Regions from separate parts of the Mus musculus genome. Here all the other regions are linked to region 1. The links are chromatin loops, found by intact Hi-C in ENCODE. Cell type or tissue: heart. All regions are shown on one strand. Links, peaks and the distances in the headings refer to the core of each region. The heading gives the core; the rest is flanking DNA. Region 1 has its middle 18 kb from the start of Gm26409. Region 2 overlaps Lrrfip2 (leucine rich repeat (in FLII) interacting protein 2). Region 3 overlaps Lrrfip2 (leucine rich repeat (in FLII) interacting protein 2). Region 4 holds the start of LOC115487194 (a long non-coding RNA gene). Region 5 overlaps Mlh1 (mutL homolog 1).

Region 1 (6,476 bases), core at 679-5,678:
CACACCTTTAACCTCAGCACTCAGGAGGCAGGAGGCAGAGGCAGGTGGTTCGAGGCCAGTCTGGTTATTGGAACAGAATAGCCAAGGCTACACAGAGAAGTCCTATCTTGGAAGTTAAAAAATAAAAAAGTCAAATCACTGGATAGTGGATCTTAGAGGAAGGGTGACATCGTTCAAGCCGGATGAACTCTTGCTCCTAGTGGTGATTCTACCACCGTCTTCTGTTGTTTCGCCCAAGGGAAGTTCTACCACCGCCCATGCTGGGGGGCAGGATGCACCTACAGTGAGGAACTGAGAACCCGAAAGAGGCGTGGCGGAGGAGGATTTGAGAACGCAGTGATTTCAGAGGATAGAGAGTCTGCTTAGTTTTCTTATGTTTAACTTGGCTACGTCACTGCCTGAATCTGATCAACTTCCTTGCCCTTATGTAGTTGTCCCTGACTCCACTTAACATAGTGACCAGCACCCAATAAACAATGAAGGATAGTTACTGTTATTATTTCCATCAGACTGTAGCATTTCAGCCCAAACAATTATTTACCAATTATCAGGTTAGGGTTAGGGCTTTTAACCCACTAAACTGCAGATTCAAAGCCACAGACCAGCCCTGTATGCACCTGCGGGCACAACCAAGACACAAAGGTTCAGAAGTGCCCCCAGGGCCTAGCCTACAATTACACTCTAATAAACCTCAAACAAAGCCAGTTAAACTCTACAAGTGAAGATTAGAGGCCTAAACTCCTGCCATTGTTAAGAGGGAGATGGTGGTCTGAATCGAAGAGCTAGGAAGAGGTAGGGCACCCCGGGAGTGGCAGAGCCGGCACAGGAGCCTGAGGTGGCCTCCGGTCCCAATGGGATCCTTGGGAACTGGATGCAGGTGCCATGCTTGGGATAGCCCATGAGCGTCCCAAGGAGCTGAGGAAATGGACCTGATCATGTGACTCCACTCATCACTCTCAGGAAGTCAGCGTGTGACTGATGACAGGCTTGTGTAATAAAGTGCTCGCCACACAAGCTTGTGGGCCTGACTTACATCCCCCAAACCCACATTTCTAAAAAGCCAGGCATGACAGTGTTCCCTTGTAATCTCAGCGCTGGGCAGTCAGAGGCAGGACTTGCTGGCCAGCCTGCCAGCCTAGCTTACTTGATGAATTCCAGGCCATTGAGAGACCTTGTCTCAAAAAAGGTGGGACAGGGAGTGGCACCTGATGAACCATGCCCAAAGTTGTCTCTGGCCTCTGTATTCACATGCACACACATGAACACACACACACACAAGCACACACAAACACAGGCATACACATGAATACACACAGGCACACATACACACACATACAGGCACACATCTAAAAAAGAGGTAAGTATGGTCCATGCTGCCACTGGGGACCATACTGAGGTCCATGCTGCTGCTGGCTAGCTGTTATGGGCAGCAAAGCGTTTTTTGTAGAGGTATAGATGACTGCAGATTCACAGTTGAGAATGAGAGGCATAGAAGGTTTCTATAACAACCTCTCCCTCTTCCCAAAACAAACAGTCAAGACAGGAAGCTATTGAAGAGAGTCCTTAAAAATTATGATTGGGACACTGAAGTGTAGCTCTTCATGCCTAATTGCTTCTGGCAGGCGTGGGGAGAGGGGATGGAGGATGGGGAGAGTGGAGAAGGAGTCAGTTAAAAAAAGAGGTACAGAGAAGATGACAGGGTGATGAAAACCTGCTGGTCCAGGAGTTAAAATCCCAGGCTACAGAGGGTCTGCTAGGGCTTCCGGAAGTGACTGAGTCTCTCAAAGTCTGGGTTTCCCAGCCTTTAGCCTTCATGCCCCACTCCTTCACCTCTGTGGATACAGTTCACCCTTCTGGAACATTCTCACATATTTTTTTTCCTTCTTCTAGGAGCTCTTATGGCCTCTAGAACATATCATCCCTGTGGCAGATATTTCACTCCCAGTTGACAAATGTGGACACAGACTTGGGGGTGTCACAACACAGCAAGTCAGTCTTGTCCTAGGTCACTGAGGTATGAGGTTTTAAGGAAGGTCTTGCTTTCCACCGCATTCCTGCAGGGTAGGCGAGGTAAACATTAATTTCACTACAGGAAATGGAACCACAATTAGGAGGGGTGACTTGCCCAGGATTACAGAACCAGGAAGTGGCCAGTCACCCCACTTTTACTTCCCCTGTCTCAAATCCGGGATGTTTTCCTTCATGTTCAGCAGTACCCTGGGCTACCTGGTCACCTTCAGGCCGTATGGCATCTGAAGGAAACTTCGGTGTTCAGGGACTAGGGAAACGCTCACTCCAGGCACAGGAGAATTTGAGGGAAACTCTTAGAATGTATGTAGAACCAGCCTAAGAGATTGTCTTAGCTTCCTTTCTATTGCTGATATAAACACCATGACCAAAAGCAACTGGGAGAAGAGAGAGTTTATTTGGCTGACATATCTGAGGTCACACAGTCCCTCACTGAGGGAAATCAAGGCAGGAACTCAAGACAGATATTGAAGCAGAAACCATGGAGAAATGCTCTCTGGCTGGCTTGCTCCTCCCGGCTGCCTTATCTTGCTTTTTAAATACAATTTAGGGCCACCTTCCCAGGGATGCCACCACCTAGAGTGGGCTGGCCCCTCCCAACATCAATCATGAATCAAGAAATTGCCTCATACACTGGCCTACAGACCAGTGATATGGATGCATTTTCTCAACTGAGGAGTCTTTTTTTAAAAAATGATTTATTTATTTATTTTATGTATATGAGTACACTGTAGCTGTACAGATGGTTGAGAGCCTTCATGTGGTTGTTGGGAGTTGAATTTTTTTAGGACCCCTGTTTGCTCTGGTCAGTTATAAGAAAGTTACCAGGGAAAGAAAGTTACCAGGGAATGGGAAATGAGATTCAGAAGTGTCGGGGTTGGTGAGATGGCTCAGAGGGGAGAAGTGTTTGTCACCAAGCTGAAAACCTGAGTCCCATCCCCGGGTCCCATTTGGTGGAAGAAAAGAAACAACTTGAAGAGAAGATATTCAAGCACGGGCTATCTGGGCAGAAGATTCTGGGTAGAAAGGGCCAGGGCAAGCGGCTTTGACATGAGTGTAGTAAATGGAGTGTAAATATGGCCAGGGAGGCTGGTATTTTGGGGCGCTTCATAGACTGTCGCTGTGTAACAAAGTACCCCAAAACTTAATAGCTCAAAACAAAAAGTGTAACCTCTCAACTTCTGTGGTCAGGAATGCGGCAGCGCTGACAGCCATGACATGGGCCTTTTGTTTCTCAGATGTCACAGTCCCTTCTGTCTCCACATCTCCAGGGCTGGAATCACAGGCACACACCTCTGCACTCAGCTGAGCTGCGTGTGGAGTCTGGGGTTCCAAACACACATCCTATGCTTGCCTTGAAAGAGCTTTACCAACTGAACCACCTCCTCCGATCCCTCCCTTTTTACTAGTAAAAAAATATGCTTTTTGGTGATTTATTTATTTATTTTTACTTTTCAGTAGGTTTGATGATTGAAAACCTATAAAGATTTGTGTTAGTAAACACAGCACCTATTATGACAACTAAAGATCGGAGTAAGCTTTGGAACCAGGTTTCTCGTTGGTTACCTGCCTGGGACTTCTCTGCTGCCGCCACCTTGTGGCCAGCTGGAGAAACAACAGGTACAGTGTTGCCTTTGGTTAAGTGAATAACTAGTGTAGGTTTGCATCCTTACTGCAAGAATTAGGTGTGGCACCAAGTAACCAGTTACTTGTAAGATCATATTATCTATGGTGTACAACTCCGATTATTAGAAACTTCCTTCTGATACTAAGCCAAGTTCTGCTTAGTTTACCCTCCTTTTTTTCCTGGCTTTTAAATTCTGTTTAAAACATTGTTACAAGGCACCTGCTTCTTGTGCTTCATTCAAATCCCTTTTCTTCCCTAAATAACGAAGCTCCTGATCTTTCTTTTAATGCTCTGATTCCAGCATCCAGCGGCTGAGACAAGGCGTCAAGCGAGCAGGACAGCGCAGGCGCAGAACTAAGTGAGGAGATTGTCTGGGACAGAGGCCAGCCACAGGCAGATCCCTCGGGGCATGAATGGTACCACTGCGTTGGCCCATTTGAATGTAAGGCTTCTGTCTTTTGTTTTCTAGTGAGCCAGTCTTTGGTGAGAGGAAGGGGTCGCCTTGCTAAGTAAGAAGATACAGCCCATCTCAAGAATGTTATGTCAACACCCATAGCATGTCTGGATGGGTGCCCAGAAAAGGTTTGTATCCCATCGCAGTGTCAGCCCGGAACACAAAAAGCCCGGACCTGAATTCCGATGGGACCATTTAATCCCACCCACCCTTCTTAGGAGTAAGAGCCTAACTTCAGACTCGATTTAGGCTAATCTAAATCTCAAGATGTTTCCCTCATAAAAATTGCTCCCAGGGGCGGGCAAGATGGCTCAGTGGGTAAAAGCACTTACTGCCAGACTTGACGATGAGGGTTCAAGTCCAGGCCCCATAGGATGGAAGAAGAGAACTGACATCTGCGGGTTGTCCTCTAAGCTCCACAAGCAAACTGAGACTCACATGACAGCCCCCTCCCTATGATAATAAATAAATGTAATAGACAACTGCTCCCGAGACAAGTGTTTCATCAGCAGAAATGATTCTGCGGCACCAAGAGCAAGATGGCTTCCATTCTCGTGCTGCTGACTGGGGCTCACACATGCTTGCACTGTCCTCTGGAGACTGAACGGCAGTCTCTCTGTGGTGACTTTCAGTGTTCCTGTCTGTAGTCACGGGGTGGTTTGTTGTGTAGTTCATTTGACTCCCGTCTCTTATTACACAGCAAGGAGCTCTCTGCTCTGTCCCTTCAGAACAGAGGGACAGAAAGTGGTCAGGAGCAGGCCTAAGGTCAGGGCTCAGAGTCAGCCACACTTCCAAAGAAATAGTAAGTCTGGGGTGAATTGAAAGCCTAGAATCCTGATGCAGAAACCCTGATACAAAACCTCAGGGATGGGAGCACTGTAGCCCTGAGATGGCCTTGGCCAGCCAGGAAGAGGGACTATCTGATATTGTCCTCACTCAGGCTCCCAGAGGCTCCCAGGGACTTGGCTACAGCATCATTTCCAGTCATACCTCAGGGAGGCAGGCAGCAGAGTGCTTTTCCTTTCTTTCTGTTAGCTGCTGTGCTCCCAGGCATGGATGGGCGACATCATACTCCCCAACCCTGACTGAGGTGCTCCAGCAAAGCCTTCTCTACCCCAGCCTCCATCACCAGAAGAACCAAACACTGCTTCCCCCCGGCCTTGTCCAGGATTGGCGAATTCTCCCTCAAAGGGTAACAACGAAAGGCAGGTCATAATTAGGAAATGTAAGAAATGAATTGCTATAGTACATTTTCTGGATGGGGCATGTTTAGCATTAGTAAGAGGCACAAGCAAGGAGGAGGCACTAGGTACCCTCTCCCCGCAGCCCCCAGGCTGGTGGCTGTCCCTGCTAGTCTCAGAAGTATGAGAATTGGAAAGTTAAAGGAGTCTATTATAGGACTAAGCCCATGATCAGAGAATGATACAGTCTCAAGTACTAAATGATTTATTAGATAAAGGCTTTGTCCCAAATCAATAGGATGGGGAATTTGAGAAGGAGATAAGTCCCAGGCTGGGGCAGGGGCAGGGGCAGGGGGAGGACAAACATTTCTCACAGTGGAGTTGGAGTGGATACTTAAAACCACTGTCTTGGGCCAAATCGGTACATTCGCCATTTTCAGTGTTTCTTTAAGCTGGCAGCCCTTTCTGCAGAATTGCATATTAAAAACCACTTTCTGTTGACTAGTCTCTTGATTCTGTTAACTATTTCCAACAGAAATACGGAGAACAATCTAAAAAATCACTTCATGTGTCCACAGAGATGTGTGTGACCCACCAACTGTATAAATTGACAATGACCACTCCACAGTAGGATTAAGGGGAAGGAGTTTGTTGTAGATATGAGAGGAAAACAACCAGGGCATCTGGAAGAGACCAGAGCAGAGAGAGAAAGAAGTAGTCTGAACATAGCCAGCAGACTGGTTTATCACCATCTGTAAGAATAGCAAGGGAGAGATAATAGAAAAAACATCATGCGAGACGCAGGAAAAGAGCAGAGAGCAGGGCAGTGGTGGCGCATGCCTTTAATCCCAGCACTTGGGAGACAGAGGCAGGTGGATTTCTGAGTTCGAGGCCAGCCTGGTCTACAGAGTGAGTTCCAGGACAGCCAGGGCTATACAGAGAAACCCTGTCTCGAAAAAAAAAAAAAAAAAAAAAAAGCAGAGAGAGTATATCAAGAATAGCACTGACTGCTCCAGAGGACCAGGATTCAATCCCAGCACCCACATAGCAGCTCACAAGTGTCTGTAACTCTGGTTCCAGGGGATCTGACGCCCTCCTACATGCTGGCAAAACAGCAATGTATCAATCAATCAATCAATAACAGGTAACAGGTTTATAAAGAGGAGGGAGCAGTTAATGAGCTGGA
Region 2 (6,476 bases), core at 810-5,809, 110 kb before region 1:
CCTATCCATTTCCATAATTAAACTGAATTGTAATCCCTTCCTATTTTATTCACCAACAATCTATAAGCTAACATTCTCCCTCCACGCCATCTTCTTTTTCAATTCATATTTTATAATGTAAGCATATCTAATGTAAGCATATCTAACAACCCACGAAATTTGCATCAGATGCCTGTGGTTGCTGTGGGGTAAGAATCCTTATTATATGGGGAATGAAGACCACTTCTTTTAAAGGTTTCCATTTGTGAGCTTCGCAAGCATGGAGTCTGGAAAGAGAAGTTCTCTCTAGGCACACTACCATGTTTCCTAAAGAAGTTATTCTCTGTCTTCTGCTTATCCATACTGACTAAACAGGTAGAAGGGTGGCTTTTTGGCCACGTCTGAGTTAAATTCTCTTGGTCTATCCCTCAGGAACGAGCTTCTCCAAAGCCCCACCTCCTCTCATACCCCAAGTGCTTTATCTTTCCAGAGCAGGGTCTCTTGGAGGTCAAACACCTCTTTTGTCATGGTGTCTACTTTCTGCTGGAGGCGCTGATTCTCCTGAAGAAGAGGGATGGAAAATAATAAAAGCAGAAAGAAGAAGGCAAGGGAGTTAGAAGAAGGAAAACAGAAGGAGGTGGGGGAATTCTAACAGGGAGGAGGGGAAGTCTAGGATCCACAGGAAAGGGAAAGGTGACAGCCACTGTCTCCTGGCTGGCCTGCAGCAGTCAGCAAGGGAAGACAGGATGCAGCCAAGCATGCGCTGTGTGTGTACAGGCCCTGAGTTTGATCCCCAGCACCACAAGAACGGAGGGCAGGACAAATGTCAAAAAAGGCATCAGAATAACCGTTCCAAGCACAGCTCGATGGCAGCCATCCGGCCTTCACTCCTACGCACACACTCTCGAATATTCATCCTGTGATGACTGCCCTTCTACCCAAACAGGGAGCCCGCTTATATTACAGAAGGAAACTTGTGTTTGCTTATGAACAAATAATCCTTTACCAGAGAGGAAACTGTATCTTTGAATGTTACGTGGTGAAGCAGAACTAAAGAAGACAGATATAACTCAGCTTGATCATTTTGATTTCTGTTGGCAAAAACTAAAATATCAAGAATATCATAAAACATAAAAAATTAGTTTTTAGAAAGATATGATTTTAACACTTAGCTGTGCTCAATCAAGTCTTCTGGTGAGTAATGATGTCCTCCTAGTTAGCACTAACGTGGCCTAGAATCCCCTGGGGGAGAAGTCTCAGGTGCGTATAATCGTCTTTTATCAGGTCAGTCTGTAGGCACGTCTGTGAGAGACTGTCTTGCAATGACCAGCAACACTGCCCCTACTCCCACACTCTCCACTTGATTATGCAGATCTTAGTTCTTGAGACCTAAAGGCATTACATGTGAAACTCGGGTTTCAATAGATACTGACTTCCAAAAAATAGAAACTGAAAACATACAAAGACTAAGGCTTCCAAATCTGCATCCAGCACCCTGGGCTTATTATCCAAGAAACTGGTGACAAATGACAAAAATCAAGCCTTACTATCTTCACATGGAATTCTTCCTAAAACCAAAACACTTGAGCACAGCAGGGACGGCAGTGGATGAATGCCTACCCACGTGCTGCGGCCTACCCTCCATTGCAAAGGGATGCTGCCTCAGTGTGGCTGAATTCCTCCACAGCGGAGAGCTGAAGCCCTGAAGCCCTGGAGTCTAAAGAAAGATCTATACAACTTCCTCCTTTTCTTCAGCTACCTCAAGTGTATCCACCTGAGTGAAGGTTAGAATTCTCACTCAAGAATCTCGTCCTATAGCAGAGCATGCACTAGGACCCAGAGAATCCATGGTCTATATAATATATCCCTTTCCAACTTCCTAGGATATCTTCAGGAAAAAGTGCTTACGAATAAAAGACATTGGCCAAAACTCCTAGTATTAAAGGAGAGAATTTTATAGAGTTGTTAAACATTCATTTTTTATGCTTGACTTTATATGTTATTTTCAAAAAATTTTTGAGACAGGGTTTCTCTGTATAGTCCTGGCTGTCCTGGAACTCACTCTGTAGACCGGGCTGGCCTCGAACTCAGAAATCCGCCTGCCTCTGCCTCCCGAGTGCTGGGATTAAAGGCGTGTGTCACCACACCCGGCTCTCAAAATATTTTGAGAGAGCCAAGTTGACACAAGTAAACTTCATAACAGCAGTTCTCAACATGTATGTCATGGTCCCTTTAGTGGTCAAACAACCTGTTCACAGGTCACCTAAGACTACCAGAAAACACAGATAATAATATTACAAGTCATAACAGTAGCAAAATTATAGTTATGAAGTAGCATCAGAAATTATTTCATGGTTGGAGGTCACCAGGCCACATAAGGAATGAAAGAGTCACGTTAGGAAAGCTGAGAACACTGCTTTATAGGACTTGAACAGTCTTCCAACAAACACACCACCATCCTAGCCAACTCCTTTTTCAAAACGGAGCATTTCCACAGTTGAAGCACATACCTCGATGAGCTCGTCCCTCTGCCGAAGGCCTTCTTTGAGTTCATCCATCTTATGCTGCAGCACGCTGCACATGTGTTTCTGCCTTTCTAACTCCTGTTATTAAGAAAAGGCAGTTGGTAGAGGTCATGGGATAGACACAAAGCTGAACATGAGTAATTTAACATAGAGGTCAGGAGATCAGGTGTGACTGCTGTCGTTACCGAGGTCATGGGACAGACACAAGCTGAGCATGTGTAATTTAACACAGAGGTCCCATGTGACTTCCAGAATCATACCTACCTAGACGGCCGACCTGCATGAGAAGTGTCAAACATGAATTCTCCATCTTGCGTGAGGAAGGGAGAAAGGCACCAAAACAGAAAGCAGAGTGGAGAGGTTTTAAATGAGTGACTGTGAGGTCGAGGGCTCCAAAATCCAAAACAAGACGGGCAAGTGGAGCAAGAGAATAGTTAAAATTGTTAGAATAGCAAAAGCTACCACAGAGTAAAGATAAGAATAACAATCTACCCAAGAAATCGTCCTTTATGTTCAGAGTCAAAGATTTATTATGCTTTTCCCATCTGGAGAACTCCTAAAATAACAACAGTGACAACAACAAAACCCCACCGAGAAAAAGGAAAACCAGGCTAAAGTCCAGGAAACAAGAAGGGAACAGCTCCCACACCACACATGCTCAAAGGAAGAGAAACAGTCGCTCTGTGAGTCAGCACACACGGTTTGCAGGATGACTTCTGGACAGAAACACTGCAAACACCAGGAATGGGCACAAGGGAGTAACTGCAGCAGAGAAATCAGCCAAGCTTTGTGTGCTGCAAGCAGAGCAGCACTCACTGAGGGCTGCTGTTCTCTAAGGGAGGAGCACAAACGGACGTGTTTCCATCCATCTCAAATGTTGCAGCTCTCTTTTTAATCAAAATTGGCTAGCATATCTTCTTGGCTTATAAAAGGAAAGACCGATCACTAAACGTAAGAAGACTTCCCCAGGGCTAGAGAGGTTGCTCAGCAGGGAAGAGAACTAACTTGTTGCTCTTGCAGAGAACCTGAGTTTTGTTCCCAAGCACCCACATGGTGGCTCACAGCCATCTCTAAGTGTAGTTCCAGAAGATCTAATTCCTTCTTCTGACCCACACAGGCGCCAGGCATACATATGGTGCACAGACATACACAAAACAAAATGAAAGACATTTTTAAAAAAATAGAAATAAAATAAAAAGAATTCCCCTGAAAAAAAAGAGGAAAACCAGGATGAAAAAGATAAAATTTAAATTCATGTCCTTTGTTTGACTTCAGATCTACCTATCTTTACACGGGTCAGAGTTCAACTTAAAGTGTAGCTCCAGGTAAAAAAAAGCCCACATCTAGGCAAATAAATACTTGATGGGGTAAAATGTGGCACAGATGGGGACAGTGTTCATCAGGCCTTGTGAACGAAGGAGCTCCAGGCTGCGTGTTGTGAGTCAGGACATGTACTGATGAAGGCAGAATGGTAGCCTGGACTAGAGAAAGGCCCAAATGTCTCTAGTAACTTAATTTGTTTAGAATTTACTTTTGCAAAATTAAAACATACAGATTTCACATAGAACAGTATAGAAAATGCTTCTGAACTACACCCTTTAAAATGGCTAAAATGGTAACTTTATTGTGGTATGTTTTTGCCATAATAAAAAAATTTGTTTTAAATCTATTTCAAGTAACTTTTAAAAAACAGCATTTTGGCTATGCATAGCCTACTGTCCCAAACTAAAGGCAAAGTCAAGCACTGTGGCTGCTTCCTATAACTACACCAGTGTTACTGTGACCTTGCTTTTCTGAGTGACGTGGAGTACAGCAGTAAAAATTAGGGCAGAGGAGATGGAGACCATCAGGGACTGGATATAATCCCTACAGTCATGCATATGAACATGAACCATCACAACATAGTGCATTTTGTCAGACAAACAAGCAAGAGCCCACATACACATTCTGAGTGAAGGGCCATGAAGTGGCTGACTGAGCATCAAGAGCAGCCCCAGGCCTGCGGGAGAACATGGAGGCTCTCCTTTGACAAAGGATGCTAAAGATAAGGCCAGAGCATGCTCATCTGTCAGAAAGCATGGAACTCGCCAAAGTACCTGGGAATCTGCAGAAAAGGAGCTCACAAGAGCCAGTAGTGGGGAAATCTGAGCATCAAAAGGAACAAAATTTATAAAGACTTCATAAAGGATGATAGGTCACTGTGAATGTATAACTCCTTATTTTGAAACTACACAAGCAAAGGAGTCTTTATCTTGACTTTCTTTTTTGTTTTTGTTTTTGTTTTTGTTTTTCGAGACAGGGTTTCTCTGTGTAGCCCTGGCTGTCCTGGAACTCACTTTGTAGACCAGGCTGGCCTCAAACTCAGAAATCCGCCTGCCTCTGCCTCCCGAGTGCTGGGATTAAAGGCGTGAGCCATCACGCCCAGCTTATCTTGAGACGCCCGGCTTATCTTGACTTTCAAAACTATGCAAATTGTTTCATCTAGGTAATAAAAAATTAAGATCCTAAGTATGGACATGATAAAAGATAGAAAGGCCACAAAGGATAAGGAGGATAAAAAGAAATCTAAAGCTTCGAGAAGAGAGCTCTAAAGTCATTTATCTGTTATGTAACCTTTATCTGAAAGATAGTCTTCCAACAGTAATAAAAACTGAAAAATGAGCAATTTCCAAAAAGAAACCAAAAGTCCATGAAAAGATATTCAAAACCAGTAGCTTTATCAGAGAAATGCAAATCAGAGCTCCATCCTCTAGATGGCCAGCCAGGAAAGGGCAAACACTGGCAAACAGCAGAGAGGATCTGGTTAAGAACAGCCAGCAGCACCTCAGCTGAAATGCCGACACTACTCCCAAAGTCCGCTGCTCTCTCAGGGTCTGTGCAGTTGCCAGGCTACCCAACAATCCCACTCCCAAGCAATCAGACAAAGGGAAGCAATGTCCCAACAAAAACTACAGAGGTGTTCGTGTCAGCATTTCTCACGAAAGGCCAAAGGGAAAAACAACCCAAATATCAATTAATGCTGCTGGATCCCCCAACGCATGTAGCTACCCTAAAGATGGAATGTTAACATGTCACAGAAAGAAATGAAGCACTTATATGAATGCCACAACATGGCTGACTCGGGATTACTACACTAAGTATAAGACGACAATCATAAAATGGTTCCTTTTATGATTCTGTTGATATCAGAGTCTAGAATGAGGAAATACAGAAACACAAAGAAGATCAGTAGTTACTTGGGGCCAGAGGATCAGACACAGGAAGACGATGACTAAAGAAGATTCAGATTCTACTTGAGAGAATGTCAATATCTTTGTGAGTGTGACAGATGCACCTTTATGTGAATATACTAAACTCCACTGAATCATAGCTTTTAGGAAGTTATATATGAATTGAATCATTTTTTTCATGTTTTCGTATGTATGGGTGTTTGCTTGCATGTATGACTGTGCATCAATTTCTTGCCTGGTAACCGTGAAAGCCAGGAGGGGGTATCAGATTCCTTGGAACTGGATCTACGCTCTAAACAGCCAGCTACCTGGGCTCTGTAAAAAGGACCATGCCACTTCTGAAGCAGGCTTGCAAAAAAAGGGCTCCAGTTACATTTAATGACATCTCTATACCTGACATCCTGTTCACAGGAACTAAAGAGGACAGGGACCACCCTGCGCCGCCCCCACCACCACCCCCAAAAGACACTGTGGGAATGAAAAAAAAAAGCATTTAAGAAAGGCAAGCTTATAGGACAGGCAATCAAGTTTCCTCAAATCTAAACTGTACTGGGGAGAGGTGGAAAGGGAACCAATAGCTAAGAGTTTCAACACAGCAACTAATTCCAAGGTGTGGGGCTCACCTGGATTCTGGGAGGGTGTGGCTGGGAGAGGGTTGACTGGGGTGGGGTAGGGATGATACAAGATTGCAGGGCAGTCTCACTGGACAGTCCTGGTTGGCCCAGAATTTACTACCACACTA
Region 3 (6,476 bases), core at 695-5,694, 57 kb before region 1:
GACTTTTTAGAGTTTAATGAAAATGAAGCCACAACATACCCAAACTTATGGGACACAATGAAGGCAGTCCTAAGAGGAAAACTCATAGCTCTGAGTGCCTCCAGAAAGAAACTAGAGAGAGACCAAGAAGGCCCAAGAGCTGGGAAGGCCATCAACTGTGCCCAGGGAGCTCAGGGGCAGGCCAAGTACCATCCCTAACACTTGGTACCTAGTCAGTGAAAAGAGTATCTCATAAAAGATGAGTATGGAAAAACCTTCAGGAGGAAACAATGTCGTGTGGACACACGTTTCTACGTATATGGAAGCTTTGAGTCATTATTGTTGTTTGCTTTTACTCAGTGCTTGTTAATGGAAAGAACCTGACCAAAACTGTGTCACATATTTTAAGACTCCAAAAAAAAAAAAAAAGGTTAATGAGAAAGCAGAGGGGAAAAAAGATGGAAAAGACCTCACATCCACTGAGCCACCAGTCACAGCTACTAGAATGGTTTTAACAAAACAAATTATATTTTAAGGAAAGTAATTAGAGCTGGCAAGAATGTGGCAAGATCAAACCCTACACAACTGCTGGCAGTGTACAATGGTATACAGCTGCTCTGGGAAAGTGTAGCAGTTTCTCCAGAAGTTAAATACAGAGTTGCCATAAAGCCCAGCATTTACCAAAAGATGTGAACCTAAGGGAGATGAAGGCAGTGTTCCCACAAATATTCACAACAGTTCTGCTCAGAACAGTCAAAATGCAGAGATAACCAACATTCCAGCAGCTGGTGAGTAGATAAACAAATGTGGGGGATCCACTACTGGAATACTACTCAGTCATTAAAACAAACATGGACTAGAAAAGGCTGCAACATAGATAAGCCTTGAAAACATTTTGCTGAGTGAGAAAAGACAGATAGGAAAAGTGACACGAGATTCTATGTCTATAAAATACCAAGAATAAGCAAATCTATATAGACAGAAACTAGACTACTGGTTGCCAGGGAAGGATGAAATAGAGAGTGACTGCTAATTAAGAAGCGAGTTCTCCAGGGGCTGATGAAATGCTTTGCAATTTGATAAAAGATGATAACTGTACATCACAGTAAGCAGATTTTAAAAGAATGCAATATCCTAAAATGGCACATGTGTTGGTCACTGAGTTATATTCTTTTTTTAATCTTTATCTTTATTTTATGTGCATGGGTGCTTTGCCTGTATGTATGCCTGAGCACCGTGCACATGCAGTGACCAGGAGCAGAAGAAGGTGTGAGATTGCCTGGGCCCGGAGTTGCAGACAGTTGTATGTCAGCACGTGGGTTCTGGGAATCAAACCCAGATCCTCTGAAAGAGTACTCAATGCTCTTAGCCACTGAGACGGCTCGCCAGCCTACTGGATTATATCATAAGGTAAGCTTTCTTAATAAATAAAAGTGAATTTAGAAAAAAAAAAACCCAAGTTACAAGGTGTGGAGGCAACATCTGTAATCCTGGTACCTAGGAGGCTATGGCAGGAGTGTGCCATCCTTATCTACATAGGGGCCAGCCTGGGCTATATGAGAACCTATCTCAAATACACACAAACACACACATACAAACAGAGAGAGAGAGAGAGAGAGAGAGAGAGAAATACTAAAAATATGCAAAATTCCAGTTCACAAAGTTTAATGTATAAACAGAAGAACGGAAATTTTATGACCTAGAAGGGTTAGGAAATATTGGGTTGAACTTCTTTTTAAGTCAGAATATTAGTAACAACGAACATCAGGAATCTCAAAGAGGGGCACAGAATATATAGCATTTCTTGGACCAATTACTTGAGTTTACTAAGTAAACCCTAAGTAATCCTTGAAACATGATGATCCAGGGATACAGCCTGAGGAATCAGCTTATGAAAATACATCAGAATCCAACTCAAACTGGAGTAAGTCTGCTAACGGATAACCTTACCTAAAATTAAACAATATTATCAGAATAACTTCCTCGTAATCAAAACCCAAACTTTCACCTGGCACAGTCGGTTATAACTATAGTCCCAGCTGATCTGGAGGCTAAGGCCAGAGAATCTTGAGCCTAGGAATATGAGTCTAGCAAAGACAATATAGCAAGATCCCACCTCAAAAAAAAAAAAAAAAAAAGCCACACTTTGCAGATAGTGGGCAAATGGAGATCTCACTGCTCTGCCTGTTGCCATTTGTACACTGACTCATTAGCAAGACTGGATGCCTGATTGCTTCTAATCCACAAAATCAATCTCTGGGTACAGAGGACAAATACCTTGTCAAGAACATCACCTCACCTGCAAACACTGGAGCCAAGACCCACATCCTAAGACTCTCACCCACTCTACTACAACCTGTCTATACATGCAGTCTGAGCCAATCTCCTCAGACAGACCACAGAGCTTTGCTTCGCATGGTTTTCAAATGAGCTCCAAGTCTCTTTTCTGTGGAGCTGCCCTGGCTGTTCCATTGGTTCTTTGGCCACTCCCTCCTGCACACCAGATGTAGATAACCTCCTTTTTCTCTGCCCTACCTTTCTGCTCATCTTTGATCATAGTTTCAGCTCTCAACCAATGAGGATTCAGATCCAGTACCACACACTCTGACTGCTCAGCTATAATCAAAGCCTCCATCTCTTAACACCTAATGGATGAGCTAGCAGCAGAGCAGAGTGAGTGAAAACAACTCTACCCTTGTCTAGTGGGCAGCCTGGCCTCGCTAGTCTCCAACAAGGGAGCCCACACCATCCCACTCAAGCCTCAGGACCTCCCAACCTCCTAAATCCATCCTCGATTCCTTCCAGCAGATCCCTCCTCTTCCCAACAGCTCTTACCACTTTCACCTAGAGCACTACAAAGCTTCCTAATTCTAACTGCACTTTCTCCCTTCTTTGAGACTTCCCGCTATATGCTATTAGGTCACCCTACGGAAGTCCCCAGGAACAAGCACAGTAAAACTTCTCAAAGTTAAAACATAGACAGTCTTGATAGACCTTGTGGTGTCCAATACCCAAAAACATCCACAAGCTTTCTGCATTTTAAATTCAGATTCTGTAACTGCTTCAGTTTAGCAGGCACAATGACCAGGTTAAATTTGCTGTAGGTTCCTGCAGCACTCCAATCAGAGGCCCACCTGAGGCCTTCAAGCCTCTTAGAACTCTGCTCACTGGATAGACAAGGAAGGAGGGGCTGCTTCATCAGCTGGGCAGTGTTCACTGTTTACTTTGATAAAATCCGAATATCACATCTCACTTGAGACTACTTTTCTGGTATGAAACAAAGGTATGCTTACTTCACGATAGTCTGAATCTGGTACCTAACACTTCAGAGGCAATAGAGTTAACCAAGACATAAATACATTCTATAAGTTGGGGTAGGTCCATCAAGTTATGAAGAGAACCTACTGAACCACAAATAGGTGCTTTTGTTTTGTTTTTAGGACATATATACTCTATGAACCACAGAGGCCTTCAGAAACAAAGTAGGCACCACTGAAAACTGTCATACTAATACAGACTGTTTTAAATAAACAGCAAGGAGAGCATTTCTAAGAAATACAATGGAAATGATATCCACTGTCAATGGAGAAAGTTCTGCAATATCACATTTCTTCTCCTTCCTACATGAGGTATTTCTCCACTTGCTCCAATGCTTTTCCCACCACAGAAGGAATCTTTCAAATGTGTCTAAAGATGAGCTTGAAGTAGAAAATACAGCTTGTGACCTGAAGGAGGCATTCCCTCCACATCTTCCTGCCCAAGTCAGACGTCCCAGGCTCTATGCTGTCCTTTTTCCTTCATCTCAAGTCCCACTGAAGAGCTGTCCTTCCTGTTTGAGGTCAGAATGCCCCAAGCCCATCACCCTCAAACACATCCCTCCAAACTGCCATTAAGACTCACCAGCCGGGACCCTGTCCCAGCTACCCTGTCTTTCTTTCCTATCTTAGCTTCTTCTTCTATTGGCTCATCAAAATTGGGAACAAGTTCTGTCCCATCTTAAAAAATTGAGTAAGGAATCCGCACCCAGCACAGATCTACAGTCTCTCTTGGCAGCCCAGTTCTCACATAGCTCCCTCCTCACTTCACACTTGGTTCAAATGACTACAGTCTGGCTTCTGGCCAAATCACTGAACTGAAACTACTCAGTCAGAGGTCACTAATGACCTCTAACTACCAAACCCAGTGGAATTCCTAAGTTCTTATCTCACTTCTCTCGGCAGCTGAAATCACTAACCCCTCATTCCTCCTGAAAACTGCCGGTGTCCTGTAGCACTAGCACCTTCTGGTCTTCCCTGTGCTTTCTAATATCCCTCTTCTGAATCCTGTGTGGACACACATTTCTTTTGTAGATCCTTAAAGTTTTAACAGAACTGGAGTTTCCAGGCTTAATCTTCTGTCTCTGCATTCTATCTTCTCTCCTGGGTGATACTACCTTCAGTTGATAAGTCAGCAAATCTTTATGTCCACGACAGGCTCCTCTCCCACCCAGCTGATCTAATGGGCTATTAGAAATGGGTCCTGTCCCACAAGAACTTCAGACTCAATAAATCCCTAATTAAACATAGAATCTTTACTTTAAGGTCTCTCTTCTTGTTTTTAGCTTCTATCACTGTCCCTCAACTCAGAAGATGAAGTGGTGAAGGCCCATAAGGCTCTTTCCCTTTTCCTAGCCTCCCTCCACAGCACAGTCCCTGAGCCCACCTCCTCAGCTCCCACAAGTCTCCACACTTTGCCATTCTCCCTTCCCTCAGCCACAGCTTGCTCCAGGCTCTCTTCATCTCCAGAGATGCAAACAGCAACTTTCTCCCCAGCTCTCCCCTCCTCCAGACCCCAGACACTTCCCGTGGTGACTAGGGAAACTGCCCTGGAGGCCTAATCTAATTGTGGTCCCAAAGAGTTCAAAGTCAATTCCAACTCCCCCAATGTACACAGTGTGATATATTCATATAATAGGCCATGAGCTACTAGCCCGGCAGTTCATTTCTCCACATCCCACTACCTGTTTCACACCCTTGTACCTGCAGACACTTGGGATTCAAAATACAAAATCTGGGAACTGAGGCACAAGGCACTATGAGTTTGGGGCTACTGAGCTGCAGTAAATCTTTTCTCACTCACTAGGTATGTGAAGGCAGGAACCTATAATACCAGCACTTGGGAGCTTGAGTTAGGAGGATCATAAATTTGAGGTCAGACAGGGCTCTATAGTCATATTGTGTCTAAAAAAAAAAAAAAAAGAGTGAAACCATCAAGAAAAATGACTAACTCAGGTAGTGCGTGCTCAGCATTTACTGTTAATTTTGTTTATTCTTCCATGGCACTCGGGCCAAAAGAACACTGAAGAACAAATTAAGAGGCATAATATTTATTGTGTTGCCATGGTTTCCAAATTAACAAATAAGAGTTATTACTCCATGTTCCTAGCAACTTCACTTCAATCCAAAATGTGAGGTGTCCTTTTTCTTAATTAGACCTTGAAATGTATAGTGTTTAACAATTTAAAAAAAAAAAAAAAAAAAAAAAGCTTTGGCTCGAAAAAACAACAACAACAAAAAAAGCTTTGGTACTTAGGAACAAATATTTAAAATTTTCTGAACATAGGCATTAATATGTATTAGATAAAACTGAAACAATAAAATCTAGAAAATGTAACTCTTCTTTTCATAATTGTCAAAAACTCTATCTTCTTTTTTACGCAGAGACCTTTGACAGCAAAAACAATCTTACCAAATAAAAAAGGAAATCAAAGGTTAAGAAGATTAATTACTGAGATCTGATTACAAACTAATAAATAGCCCAAGAAAAGCAAAACGTAGGGTCTGCAATGATGCAATCTACCCAAAGGAGGCTCTGAGTACTATAGACGTGCTGGGGGGCTGGGCGGGGGCCATACCAGCAACAGCTGGGCTTGAAGGATCTGTCACACCTAGACAAAATGAACCCTTTAGCATAATCATGCTCCTTTGATTCCAGACAGCAACAAATCAAGGGACAGTGAAGTTCTGAGAGCAACACTGGTCTTCCAGAAGGGAGTAACAAGCAGGCAGGAAGTGACAAGCAGCAGTGGGTAGCCTGGTGACAAAAAGAGTGCTTCAGCTCCATCTCTCTCTCCCTTTTCTCCTCTGCTGAGGATAAGGGAGAAACAGACTGGCTCAATGCATACTGTAAGACACCTGAAAGAATTCTGGGTAAAGGTACAACTTAGACCAGCTCTTTCAGACGACGTGCTAGTAAAGTCAGTAATCAGAAAGGAGGACATTTGATTGTTTTTAACTGTGTAGAAATGGAAAGACATTGACTTCTCCTAAGTAAAATAAGAAATTGCTATTTCATAATAATTTATGAATTTTGTGAATCAACACTGAGAACACTAAAATTACAAAGAGGAAGAACCCTAACTCATGGAATTATTTTCTCTGACAAACTCAACTTGTACAGAATAATATAAATCAAATACATAAAGCAAAAAAAAAGGTGTCAAAGATAAAACTCTAACT
Region 4 (6,476 bases), core at 698-5,697, 120 kb before region 1:
CTTCCTGTGTAGCCAACATTCAAAGTCCTGCAAATGGAAACAGACTGGCCTTTAAGAGGCTACAGGAACAGGAAGTTGCACATGTGTGGCAGAGGTTTGTCTTCCACAGAGCAATGTCAACAGATGGTCCTTTAAGGAACAGCATCATCCAGTCAGTGACTCATACTGAGGGACAGCTAAAAGAGGGTGGAGATGGTCAGGCTGAAGGTGGAAGGGTGGGGCAGCAAGCTTTGTATGTATCCTATACATTCTTTTTTGAGACACAAAACATAAATTAGCTTTTCTTCCTTTAAATGTCACTTGAGTACCAAAGTTAGAAATATATTTCTAAATTTTTCTTTCAGTTTTTTGTGTTTGTTTTCAAGACAGGGTTTCTCTATGTCCTGGAACTCACTATGTAGACCAGGCTACCCTTGAACACACAGAGACCCACCAGCCTCTGCCTTCTGAGTGCTGAGAGTAAAGACATGTACCACTACTACATCCAGCTATTTCTAACTTCTAATGAACATTCTAATTTATTAGCACTGTATCGCCTATCTGAGATAAACTAATAGATTCAAATGAGTAGCCGTCTTACCTGTGACAGGATGAGTAGCTGTCTAACCTGTGACAGGATGAGTAGCTGTCTTACCTGTGACAGGATGAGTAGCTGTCTAACCTGTGACAGGATGAGTAGCTGTCTTACCTGTGACAGGATGAGTAGCTGTCTTACCTGTGACAGGATGAGTAGCTGTCTTACCTGTGACAGGATGAGTAGCCATCTTACCTGTGACAAGAGCTCGTCCTTTTCTCCAGCAAGCTTTCGTAGCCTCACATCTGGAACAAGTGGGAAGGAAGGCTGTAAACTGAACTTGTAAAGGTGCCAACATCTAATAAATTACACTATTTACAATCTGAACAGGAAAAGATACAAAGGCTTTCACTGCAATAGAAAGAATACTTTTATTCATACTATCAAATAAAGTATCTGTTCCCAGAGCACTGACTTTCTCTGCCTAGAGACAAACTGGGGTACAGAGGAAACCAGGTGTTGCTGTTGTTGTTGCTGCTGCTGCTGCTGCTGCAAAAATGTACAAGCTTTTCCCAGTTGTCTTTAGAGTCTCCCACTCTTTTTTTTTTTAATTTGGGGGTGTGAATTTGTGGAGCGTCTTTTAATCATCGGGTTAGGGTTCCCTTCCTCCATTTGTTTTAGCAAGACAGCCTGGGAATGAAGGAGAGATGGAAATTGATAACACTTGGTGAAAGCTTTGGGTAAGGCAGCCACAACTTATAAGCGGGAGTTCAGACATGAAAAACAAACTCCCTAGGTTCTCAGTTATGGAATTACCATGTCTGCCACACTGTGACTCAAGAGTGGGACCCAGGAGTGTGGAGTAAGGTACCAGTGGGCTAATGGCTAAGTGGGAGCAGGTGGGTGAGGCACTCTAGCCCTCAAGGCGAAACAAAGCTTTATGGATCAGAAAACTCAGAGTGGCTTGAAGTGAAGTTTAAACCCACGGCTAACTTACTGAGGCACACAAGGGGATCAAGCATACAGAGCATGGGCTCCAGCCTGGGGAGATGCCCAGGGCAGCTGCTCCTTGGGCGGGAACAGACCCCACATGCGGAGGCAACACCGCTAGTTCAGTTAAAGCAGCGGTTCACAGCTGGCCGATAAACCCATAATGAATAAGGCTGGCTGGGTGAGTTCCAGTTCCCAAAGGTGGAGGGACCCACAAGGGCCAGCCCATTGTGGTCTTCAGTTCTCTACAGTATCAGGCTATGAACGGCATAAATGGGAACAACAACAAAACAGTAAACTGACTTAAGAGGTTTTTGGTTTGGTTTGGTTTGAACTTGAGTGGTTTCTAAGTGTGGGCTTACAAATGACATCATCGTGTTAAATATCAGAGGTGAACATGCCTGCAGGGTCTCTCCTCTGCTCACCCAGGTAAAGGAGAAAAAAATTACATGTAAACTGATGACACCGTATCTATTTGTGCTGTTTTTCTTCCCCTAGTGTAAGATTTATTATAGGGCAACATTTGAGCTGGACCCCTTTGTGGCTTCCTGGAGAGAAGCTGTCATCCCACTCTCCAGGGTTACTCTCGAGCCCTGCTCTGGAAGTCACACTTCACTCAGTACGGTCTGTTCCATCATCAATCTCTCGTTATGAAAAGTGGTGGCAAAGTCCTAGGATAAGCTTAGACTCTAAATCCATGTGGGCCAGGAAGAGGCTAAGCATATGCTGGGAAGTCCACCAGCCCTGAGCTGCCTGCAGGATGGGCACACTGGACTCTGCACAAAGTCTATTTTAAGTAAAAGGAGAGGTGTATAAAGCTGCAGTGCTCCCCTCATGAAGACTCCACTGCTGGTTTCCCAGAATCAAGAATGCCTAAGGGCAATGCACCCAGATTCCTTCTCTGCACCTACCCTGACCCCAGCTGGAAGCCCGACACCAATCCAAGCCTAAATAGCAAGTAGTGTCTCACCTAGTGGCCCTTCTCCTGCTGACTCCAAGACCTGAGCAGCTTCCTGAGACACAGCAGTAATGGCTCCAACCACAGGCTCATGATGGACATCACCATTGGGAGTGCTGTCTGGGATTATAACTAAGCCATGTTTCTGTGGAGAAGGAAAAACTTAGTATTACAAATGATAATCCACACAGAAACTAAGTTCTATTATGGCATCTCTGTAACAATGTTTGCCATGGGTAAAAGCTAATGAGAAATTAGTTATGTGATATACCTCTGTGGAGGAAACGGCTCAATCATCATATCTAGGCTGTTGTTTATGGTCAGAAAAGAAGTAAGGCAGGAGGAGGGGCAGAAGGCCCAGGCTGACATACCTCTGCTGTCGTCACTGTCTGCCGCAGGTCAGCCAGCTCCTCTCTGAGCACATCTCGCTCATTCCTGAGGCAGGCAATGTGTTCTTTCTGTTTCTCTAGGGCCTGGTTTTAGGCAGGGTAGCAAGGGCAAGAACAGCATAGAAAAAGAGCAAGAGAAAGGTGACTGATCCGATAAGCAGGAAGGCCTACAGCAGGAGGTTAGAAGCCTGGGGGCGGTGACCAGGCAGTGGGGACAGCCCGCGTGCACAGCTGGGGAGAGTTTAAACAGAAGCAGGCTCATGCAGGAACTTGGCAAGACATGCTTGTCACATGAAGACCATCTTTACACACAAAAATTTCCTGCCTTACTTCCTCAGTATGTTTTCATTTGGCAAACAACAAAAAACACACATTTCATTTCATGTTAAACAAGAGTAGTTTTGTTAAGAATATGCTTAATGTTTTAAGATGAAATTAGTTTGGGAAGAAAAGCGAGTCTGGATAAATTATTTTAAATACTGGCTGCTTGTTCCCCAGTGTTAGAGCAAAGTACTCAGACATCACCTGAATCTCCACAACCTGCTTATGTTAATTATACACGAGTATAATTCGTTTGTTTTTCTGATACAATGAGAAAATGAGAAAAAAATAACAAAATAAACACAAAGTGAACACTAGCCCAGCTGAGTAAGAGGTCAGGGGTTTCAAATCTAGCCTTGGGGCCCTGAAATAGTCATCCAACACAGCTATCTGACAAACGGAAGGCCTAACAGCAGCACCCACCTCAGAGACATGCTAGCCTTGGAGGATTGCTTGTACTTGGCAAGTTACAGAGTTTGGAAAAGGTGGGTGGCTCTGGACCCACACTCTAACACCCAGGATGAGAAAGCAGGGAGCACAGCAGCCTGGCGGGAGCACTGGTTCTTCTACTGCATATTTTTCATGCATTTAATGTTTTATCTCATCACCAGGTCAAAAGTGGTCAACTGCTTGGTTATTTGGTGACTAAAAAGTGTTTCCTGGTGGTTCTTGTTGCTTAACAGAAGCTCTCATGTTGCCTAGGCTGGACTTGAACTTGCTATGTAGTCCTGGGCCTCCAATGTATACCCACAGTGGGAAAACAGGCATGTGTCCATCAACATGCCTGGCCCTGACTGGGTGATTTATACAAAGCCCTCATGGTGCTACCTGTGAGTACCAGTACTGCATAGCACTGACTGTAGCAGTGGATAGATGACCTCATGGAGATGCTCGCCCTCTGCCCTGCACCACTCATCTCCCTGCCCAAAGTAGCCAGCAAGGGAGAAGACGAATGCAGTTCCCTCTGGCTCTAAAGCCCTGTCGTGTGGCTTTACAGCACAGCCTAGAGAGGCTGCATTCTCTTCTTTCACGCTCATCCCACATGATGCTGGGGAAATGCCCCTTAGACAAGCCCTTCCTTACTTTTCACACTGTACCGTCAGTCTCTAACTTCTTCCCCAAAATGGTGGAAAGTCACACATCTGCTCTATCTGCAGTTATCTGTAAAGTGATGTGAGACTCTAGATTCTGAAGCCTTAAACATTTGCTGCTGTTGTCAATGCCCTTAACAACAAATGACACCTTAGAACAAGCCCAGGACACTTCCTGTCTGAACCCTGTGGGTTAGCTGGGTGTTGTAGGCACAGCAGTCACTCACCACAGGTTAGATGTGTGTTACAAAAGCACAGCATGCAGTTGTGCTGTAATCATGACATGTAGCCGAGGAGGGGGTCACTTTAACAAAGTGCTTCTCAATAACCCCACTGCATACAAAACCTCAGGAATAGACCAATCTCAAGAATTCCAACAAACACCAGTACGTGGCTTTTGTACCTCCTTCCAAAATTATGGTACTGGGTTTTGTTTTACTTTTAGATTTTAAAATTTCCTCTTCCCATAATTACAGTTAGGAAAATAAAATATATCCTGTATATTTGTTCACTTCACCACAAAACTTGAAAGCTACTGAAATACCTTATAATTGGGTCAAATGTATTTATTTATCCTAGATCTGAGATTCTCTGTATTGCCTGACCGCATAACCACCGCCCTGGGCCTGCAGGCAGCAATTGCCTCTGCCAAGAGATCAAAGTACAGAGTTCATCTTTGCAGAGATCTAAATAATTCTTTGTCAAAGATCTAACATTTAATTTTAGCAACAAAGAGCCTAACAGAGATGTAGAGCAGGCTGTATACTATGCAACCAGTTAAATAACTGCAGTTATTGAAAATGAGAATTATCTGTGGTTGGGTTTGCCAAGAGCTCAGAGGCCTTTTATGTGCACTACTCGAGTCTAGGTGAGAACCTGTGAGACGTGCAGGCCTGTGCTGAGAGGACTGGTATCACCAGAGAAAGGAGGGAGAGAAGGCTGCTTCCTGACTAAGTCATTAGATTGTAGTCTTGGAAATGAAGCTAGAGATGAGCGGTGCTCTGGGAGCTGAAGCAAATAAAAAGGAAGCTGGACGTGTGCATTCAGCCTGGTCCACACAGACTCTGTCTCAAAAAAAAAAAAAAAGCTCGGTAGTAGGGCATTCTCCTGTCAGGAGTGCGTGCCTGGGTTCTATCCCTGGGACTGGAAAGAGCAAAGAGTAAAAGCAGATGACGTAACAGCTCCAGACAGAAAAGCACCAAGTGCTGGTGAAGAAATGGAGACCATGCACCCTTGCTCACTGCTCTGGGGAATGTGGACTACAGAATGGCTGGTCCTCAAAAACATTAAACAGCATTACTAAGTGGCTTTGGGATAGACCCAGCATCACTGAAAACAGAGCACAAAGAGACGTCTGCACTACATGTCCACAGCAGGTAGAGATGGACGCTGCTGCCCAGGGGTCATCAACAGATAAATCTGATACAAAGATGAGGGAAATCCCATTCAGTTTAAAAAAGTAAGAACATTTGCTGAGTGTGGGTGAAGGATGCCTGGAGCCCCAGCACTGAGAAGGAAATGGGAAAGTCAGCCTGAACTACATAGTAAGATCACATACACACATACACATAAAGGGGAGGGATGGAAGGAGGGAGGGAGAGGGAGAGGGAGAGAGGGAGAGGGAGAGGGAGAGGGAGAGGGAGAGGGAGAGGGAGAGGGAGAGGGAGAGGGAGAGGGAGAGAGAGAGAGAGAGAGAGAGAGAGAGAGACTGAGATTCATTAGATCTCACACATACTGCAGTGCCTTGCTGATGAAGCTTAGGATCTTATGCTGCTGAAATCAAGTAGCCATAAACAGGCAAGTGCTCTATGACCGCACCTCAATGAGGAGCCTGCGGAGTTAACTCGGACAGGGTGGAGCAGTGGCTGGCAGGGGTGAGGCATTCTGGGTCCAGACTGTAAGCTGGAGAGGACAGGGACAGTGTGCACTGATGTGTCCAATGGTTAGGATGGCAAATCATTATTTGTAATAGGCGCAATGTAAAGAAAAGCTATGGTGGGGATAAATCTCTCTTACAACTGGATGAACTTTCTGAGTTATGCTGAATGGAAAAAAAAATCTATGCCCAAAAATGTTACACACCATAGGTTTCTATTTATACAACATTCTTAAAATGGCAAAATTACAGAGTGGCTCTCAGGACTGGAGGGCAGTGGTAGATGGGTGTCTATAAAAAGGACAAATGGAGGTGGCTCTATGTTCTTCACTGCACC
Region 5 (6,476 bases), core at 1-5,000, 130 kb before region 1:
TAAATTGGGTGGGGTCGTTTGGAGTTATTTTTCAGATAAGAGTCAAGTCCCTAGGTTGGGACAAAAAGGCTGGCCTCCCCTCAGAAGCAGCATGTATCTATCATACATGGTATTTCCTCCATTTCTCATTTGCACTGGAGATACTACAGCCATACTATTCCTGCTGTTCCCTCTCAAAGGACTCTTCCACGAGGGAAAGCTGAAGCCCAGTCGCTGCAGGCCACAGAGTAAATGAACTCTCAACACTCGCTCCATTTCTTCCTTTCCCCTGTTCTTTGGGGCTTCCTGTCCTGACATTTGCAAGCAGATCCAGAAGAAAGAGTTCTCAACCACAGGCTCTTTTTAAACGCTGTCAGCTCACGGGGTCCATCCTGCAACCTGCACGCCAAGGCTTGGAGAAGCACCAGAGACATGAAACCTATCAGCCATAGTGCCATTCTTTCTTACCCACCTTTCTTGGCCTTCTCCCCACAAGCAGGAAGGGAACCTGATTGGATTACCTCTTCTGATTGACAGCTATGTGCCACCTTTGGAGGGACTGCCTATCTTCATTCTTCGACTGGCCACTGAGGTACACAGCAGCAGATGCTAAATAAGCTGTGTGTGTGTGTGTATGCACGTGCGTGTGTATTAGAGGGAGAATTCCTTCATTTGGAATGGAAAAGATTAAAAAGAAAAAACCCACAGCTGAGGCCCCCATCAACCCATCCCCCTAGTCATCCCAACAATACTTCCCAGCCAGGTCTTAGTGCCAGAAAAGCCACGTCCCTTCTGAACTGTCAAGTCTGTGACCTGTTCAGAGATGAACTGTTAAAGCCCTGACTGAACTGAATGCTTGCCTTGTGTTGCCTTCTGAGCAGGTGAATTGGGATGAAGAAAAGGAGTGTTTTGAAAGTCTCAGTAAAGAATGTGCTATGTTTTACTCCATTCGGAAGCAGTATATACTGGAGGAGTCGACCCTCTCAGGCCAGCAGGTACTGTGGTAATGTACACTGGCGTCCAGGACTGGGGCAGGTCTCATGACTTTAGGGTATGGGACTTAAATCATGTCTAAAATCCTATCGGCTCACTTTATATTGACAAAGTTCAAACAACAGCCCTCAACTTTTCTTTGTAAGCCCAGGAATTTGCATATGGTTAATGTTGGCTTTGAACTCCTGCTTCAGCCTCCTAAGTGCTGAGATTATAGCGTATACCAGCACACTCAACTTTTTACAGTGGTCAGCTTTTATTCATGAATATTCTTTCTGCTGGACTAGAACATAGACTTCCAGAATGATCTGAGAACCTGTCAGATACACAGTGGTGCGTATGATATCAGAATGAAAAGGAGCTGTTAGGCCAGAGTGTTCTAAGCCAGCAGCTCTGTAGGTATCAGTGTTAGCGCTTAGCCCCAAGTCTTCAGATGCTAGGCCAGCCCTCAGTCTACCTCAGCTTCTCCCTGCTTTGCATCTGACTTCTGCCTTCTGACTAGGAAGACAGTGTCTACCACCCCTCTCATGTGGCTACCATCCCTCTCATAGGCCAGCCTGATACAGAGCCTGGCTTCTCCTGTTGTCACTGTTTTCAGTCAGATGGGATTGCTCACTCACATTTCAGAAGGAGGGAGAGACTCAGGACTTTCTAAGAGTCAGGAGCTGCTAAATGCATACACCTTAGTGATGGTGAAGTCTGTTGACTGACCAGGACAGTTGGTGTGCTCAGGGTTTTCAGTGCATACAGTGGTGAACAGAAATTAGCCCTGGTTCCAGGCTGAGGCCCCAGGTGGGGAAGATGAAGCACAGAAAGGGTCGAGCTTATTTGATGGGAACCAGAGGGTTGGGAAACAACATTTTGTTTGTGAGGCATCCAAGGCTTACACTGAGCAATGGTGAGGCAAGTTTACCCTCCATGGGGTCAGACACCCCAGATATGGTGGGAGCTATGATCCAGGAGCCAGTCTCAGAAATGTTAGGAAGAGGAGATAAAGATCTCTCCCATAGGCCATGCTCCCTTAAATAATTGCTTCCTTTGCTTCCTTACAAGCCTTGTTTCCTCTGCTCAGCCCTGTGGGATCTCAAGCCTCCTGCAGAGGCTGCTTTGTAAGCCTTGCACAGCTCACCCACACTCACCACTGAGACCTTTCCAGGCGCAGTGCCTGTCTTGTCATTATGTGGGGAGATAAGTGGTGTGTCATATATTTTCCAGAGTGACATGCCTGGCTCCACGTCAAAGCCCTGGAAGTGGACTGTGGAGCACATTATCTATAAAGCCTTCCGCTCACACCTCCTACCTCCGAAGCATTTCACAGAAGATGGCAATGTCCTGCAGCTTGCCAACCTGCCAGATCTATACAAAGTCTTTGAGCGGTGTTAAATACAATCATAGCCACCGTAGAGACTGCATGACCATCCAAGGCGAAGTGTATGGTACTAATCTGGAAGCCACAGAATAGGACACTTGGTTTCCAAGCTCCAGGGTTTCCAGTGCTCACTATTCTTGTTCTGTATCCCAGTATTGGTGCTGCAACTTAATGTACTTCACCTGTGGATTGGCTGCAAATAAACTCACGTGTATTGGTGTGATTTTTTTTTTTTATATAACCGCACATTGGAAAACTTTCTAAAATGATTTTCAACTAGTAAATACTGGGTAGAGTTGATGATGTCAAAAAGAAGTTTGAAAGCCTCTGGGCACTGAGGAGGCATTTCTACACACACTCTTAAAAAAGCTCTTCAAGTTTCCCCAAATCATGTTCTGATGGTGGTGGTCTGGAAAGCTGCTGTCTGACACCAAGCTTCGTCAGTTCAGATTCCTTTAAAAGAATCCCTGGAATAGCATTTTTGAGAAGCCCGTGTCCATGTCTTAGGTTTCCTGCATCTCATCCCTCAAGGTTCAGGCTTAATTAAATCCATCTTAAAACTTTCTTAACTCTAGTTTTGCAAAACAAATCCCAAGGTTGGGCACTGTGCATGTCTTGACTCCAGCACTTGGGAGGCAGAGACAGGTAGATCTATGTGCTCGAGGCCAGCCAGGGCTACAGAGTGAATTCCAAGCAAATTGAGACTACATAGTGAGAATCTGCCTCAAAAAAAGAAGTCTAGAGCACGTAAGTCAGTCTTGTCAGTTGATTGGATTTAGAGTATCTAGGAAAGATGCTTGGGCGTGTCTATGACTGTTTCCAGAGCAGATAACTGATTGGGGAAGGCTTATCCTACACTTGGCAGCAGGAACCACTTCCAATAGTCTGGGTATGAGAAGATTGCAGGAAAAAAGCACACACCTGCCTGTACTACCCTGATGCTGCCATCAGACATCTTTGCCCTCCAAGGTAGATCAGGTACCAAGGCTCCATGCAGTGATCTTCTAGACTACTGATGCCAGATTGGACCAACTAAGGCATCTGGCCTTGTGGACTGAACAGCTACCAAGTTTTCTACCTTTCCAGCTTGCAAGCAGACATCCTTGAACTGCCTCGCCCCTACTCCATTAATCCCTTTTATGCATCCCATGAATTCTGATTCTGTAGCGAACCCTGCCTAAAAGTGACACCCTTGTCACTGGTGCAGCCAGCCAGGGTTGTTGCTCAGATAAACTTGCCATGTAGCATAAAGGCTTTGAAACAGGTCTACAAGAGGGATGTAGAAGTTTGGAGTTGAGGCTCGGGGAGCTTTGGAATATTGTAAACAGAACTTGATTCTGGTGGGGGGTTAGGAGAAATACAGCCCATTAGGGCATGGCTCATGCGGGTTGAGAACAAGGACGGGAATAGGAGCTGGCAAAGGCCAGGCTCTGTCTTTTCATGACCTTGAGTAAGGCTGATGGTAAGTTGTTTGGCAGAGGCAGTTTCAAAACTGCTTAACCTTTGGGTGTGACATGGTTGTCACTGTGCTTATTGAGGTTGATAGTGACAATTCAGAATTGAAGATAAAAAATATTCAGTCTGGTGAGAAAAAAACAAGGAGGATGAACACATTTAAAGCTGCAGAAAAGGAGAGTGTAGACAAAGACTCAGAGAGGGACCTTAATGTACTGGGCAATGGCAAAGGTGACTTGAAGGTCAAGATTCCTCTCACCAAAGCTTCAGCATGTAGATATGCAAATTCACTTGAAAAGTGTGACCAGCATGCTAAGTAAAGGGTTTTCTACTCGAAAAACCATCTGCCAAGTATTGCCCATGAGCTCTGCCACACCTTCTGTCATTTATAATGGACTTTACTCTTAAATTGTGAGTCAAAAGAAATCTATCCAGGCCTATGTTACGTGTAAGGTGTTTGGTCAACAATGAGAAAAAGAGTGTTGACTTCAGTGAGACTCCCTCACTACCAGTAATCAAAACTAATTAATTACTAGGGACAAAACTTAAACCACCCTTGCCCGATCTTTGAACTGGTAAGAGGTAAGTTAGCCCACTTCATGGCTGTAAACATGTTTCTAGGGGTTCTTGTTTGGAAGATCCTGGGGAAGCAAAAAAAAGTCAGCGGCCTCAGCAACTACTTTGCCCTTCTCTGGATATCTTTTTTACCCTCCTGAGTCATTCTGTTTCAGAGAAACTTTGGAATTGAGGAGTACAGAAGTGGTGAGAACTATCTTTATGACAAAGGACCAAAGCTACTCGTAGATAACACTCCTAGGACAGCTTACCCCTCAGAATGACACACTTCCAACAGTGGTGAGGCTACACTTGGAGAGGGGAACTAAGTATGCCATGGAAACTATCAAGAGATGTCAGCAACCACTTCTCCAGAGCCTTTCATAGGACCTGAACTTTAATTACCTGTCAGATCACTGGCCCGTCCAAGATGAATTGCTTCGTCAGTAATATCTACCTCAGCTGTCCCCTTTGTTACTTCTTTTGAACCATTAAAACTTGGAAAATTAGTTTGGATTTCTGGGACCTTTTTGTCTCTTCCTCCCAACATGGCCATATGAAATGATTCTTTTCCTTCGCTATCAAACTGTGGTGACTTGCTGGGGTGGGTGGTCAAATCTAGTCCACTGGAGTTAGCCAGGGCTTTTTCTCTAAAACCAGTAATAAAAATATTCATTATTCAGTGCCCAAACAAGCTACCTTAATATCAGCCTTCCTCAGCAGAAATACAACAGTCAGCCCAAGGACAAATGCCCAGAATTTTAAAGTAGAATACAGACCACAGGATGCAATGAAGAAGGTTAAAAGAAAACAATTTATCTTAATGAAGAAATAGAGCCATTTCAATTGAATAGACTAAAACAAGGGCTAGGGCCAAGCAGGGGCTCCTCAGAGGGAAGGTTCAGGAGCCCAGGAGGAATTCAGGCTGAGTGACGTCAGTGGAAAGGAAGAGGTGCCTTCTAGGTGTGAAGAGCTGGATGACCAGATTGTAGCTGAGAAACGATAAGAGATCTGCATTCCTGCCCATACAATTGTTGCTTCTATTAGAAGATGCACAGGATCTTCTCAGCTCAGGATGTAGTTTCCATATCCTTAAAGTGAAGGGCTAGTGACTCTAAAAAAGGGACAATTATCATTCACTTTTGAGTTAATTTTATTATCTAGTTCCAAGGCTAGATTTATTAAGAGGCTTTGATTCATTAGATTTTTTCCTCAATATAGTTTCTGTAAACACTTTGAGCTATAGTAATCATTCCCATGAAACCACCTTGATTCTGACAAATGAGAATCACAAACCCTATAAAGTGGTTACAGCAGGGGCAGGGGTATCTTGAACTGGGCTCTTTAAAGATGAAAGTTCTTAAGGACTTTATATTCTGGAACCAGGTATGAAAGTACCTGCCTGGAATCCCAGCACTCAAAGAGGCCCAATGAGGATGATTGTGAGGTGGAGGCCAGCCGGGCTACATCGATCCTTTCTCTCAAAAAACTAGAAGAAAGTTCTGTATCCCAGAGTATCTCATCTTGAGAAAAGAAGAGCAAGACTGTACATGGTAGCCATGACTTGTCCTAAAGGCTTCTTTAACATCGACTGCCCTCAGCCAATCGTGGATGGCAGAAAGGTGTGTTTTAGTAGGTAGATTCAGGCGGATTCCCTGCCTGCCTGCACTGTCCCTCCCTCCTCCCTTGAGCTTGTCTGAGGCTTCATTCACAGGTAAGCAGCAGATGAAAACGCACGGAACAGCACAGTGGGTGTGAAGACTGAGGAGCCTAGTCTTTGGAGTACAGGCTTGGACTTGCTCTGCCCCATGTAGCAAAGTTTAATATACACTCCCCATATTGTTTTCTAAAACTTTTATATAATTTAAATATCTTACCCTCAAAAAAAAAAAAAGGTTTTTCCTCCAAACATAAATTTGAGTGAAACAGACTCCCCACTGCTGAACACATCCTCACTGAAATGTAAACACTCTGGTAAGAAGAGGAGGAACCTTGGCCATTGGTCTCTGAAGCCTGCATCACACTTTGGAGAAGGCACTTGGGTTTTTGAGGTCTCCAGCAAGTGTCTCAGTGCTCAGAATGGCCATCCTCCAGAACCCACAGCAAGGCCACCCAGTGCCTCTGT

Evidence for each region. Hi-C counts contacts between places; a loop is a spot of excess contacts. Peaks named below come from ENCODE experiments on the same cell type or tissue, not always from the same donor. Only the 100,000 strongest peaks of a DNase experiment are listed, where the experiment ranks them.
Region 2: a loop joins it to region 1, with 2.8 times the contacts of the local background. A loop is called at or near these places in 11 of 42 quality-filtered maps.
Region 3: it touches region 1 in a loop (4-fold over the local background); 7 of 42 quality-filtered maps call a loop at or near these places.
Region 4: a loop joins it to region 1, with 2.4 times the contacts of the local background. A loop is called at or near these places in 12 of 42 quality-filtered maps.
Region 5: a loop joins it to region 1, with 2.6 times the contacts of the local background. A loop is called at or near these places in 6 of 42 quality-filtered maps.

The regions. Positions count from the first base shown.
Region 1 is chr9:111,090,430-111,096,905 of GRCm38, reverse strand. No RefSeq gene overlaps it. Among named protein-coding and RNA genes, the nearest start is that of Gm26409, 18 kb to the right of the region's middle. In heart, for the core only: a CTCF peak has its summit at 3,625 (motif pointing left); a DNase peak (open chromatin) is centred at 4,045.
Region 2 is chr9:111,201,861-111,208,336 of GRCm38, reverse strand. Lrrfip2 (leucine rich repeat (in FLII) interacting protein 2) reads right to left here. Exons shown (of 15, transcript NM_001374664.1): 9 at 2,490-2,582. Among named protein-coding and RNA genes, the nearest start is that of Gm51692, 29 kb to the left of the region's middle. In heart, for the core only: no CTCF peak of the experiment used is centred there; a DNase peak (open chromatin) is centred at 3,246; H3K27ac peaks cover 107 bases.
Region 3 is chr9:111,147,040-111,153,515 of GRCm38, reverse strand. All of the region lies in intron 3 of Lrrfip2 (leucine rich repeat (in FLII) interacting protein 2), which reads right to left. Among named protein-coding and RNA genes, the nearest start is that of Lrrfip2, 32 kb to the right of the region's middle. In heart, for the core only: a CTCF peak has its summit at 3,692 (motif pointing right); a DNase peak (open chromatin) is centred at 4,085; H3K4me3 peaks cover 599 bases; H3K27ac peaks cover 2,598 bases.
Region 4 is chr9:111,210,272-111,216,747 of GRCm38, reverse strand. Lrrfip2 (leucine rich repeat (in FLII) interacting protein 2) reads right to left here. Exons shown (of 15, transcript NM_001374664.1): 10 at 2,475-2,607; 11 at 770-819. It overlaps LOC115487194 (a long non-coding RNA gene), which reads right to left and starts at 763. Exons shown (of 2, transcript XR_003948252.1): 1 at 635-763; 2 at 1-580. In heart, for the core only: no CTCF peak of the experiment used is centred there; a DNase peak (open chromatin) is centred at 2,997; H3K27ac peaks cover 340 bases.
Region 5 is chr9:111,224,338-111,230,813 of GRCm38, reverse strand. It overlaps Mlh1 (mutL homolog 1), which reads left to right. Exons shown (of 19, transcript NM_026810.2): 17 at 479-571; 18 at 861-974; 19 at 2,188-2,586. The coding sequence ends at 2,355. Lrrfip2 (leucine rich repeat (in FLII) interacting protein 2) reads right to left here. Exons shown (of 15, transcript NM_001374664.1): 15 at 5,147-6,476. Among named protein-coding and RNA genes, the nearest start is that of Gm51692, 6.6 kb to the left of the region's middle. In heart, for the core only: no CTCF peak of the experiment used is centred there; a DNase peak (open chromatin) is centred at 2,223; H3K27ac peaks cover 1,681 bases.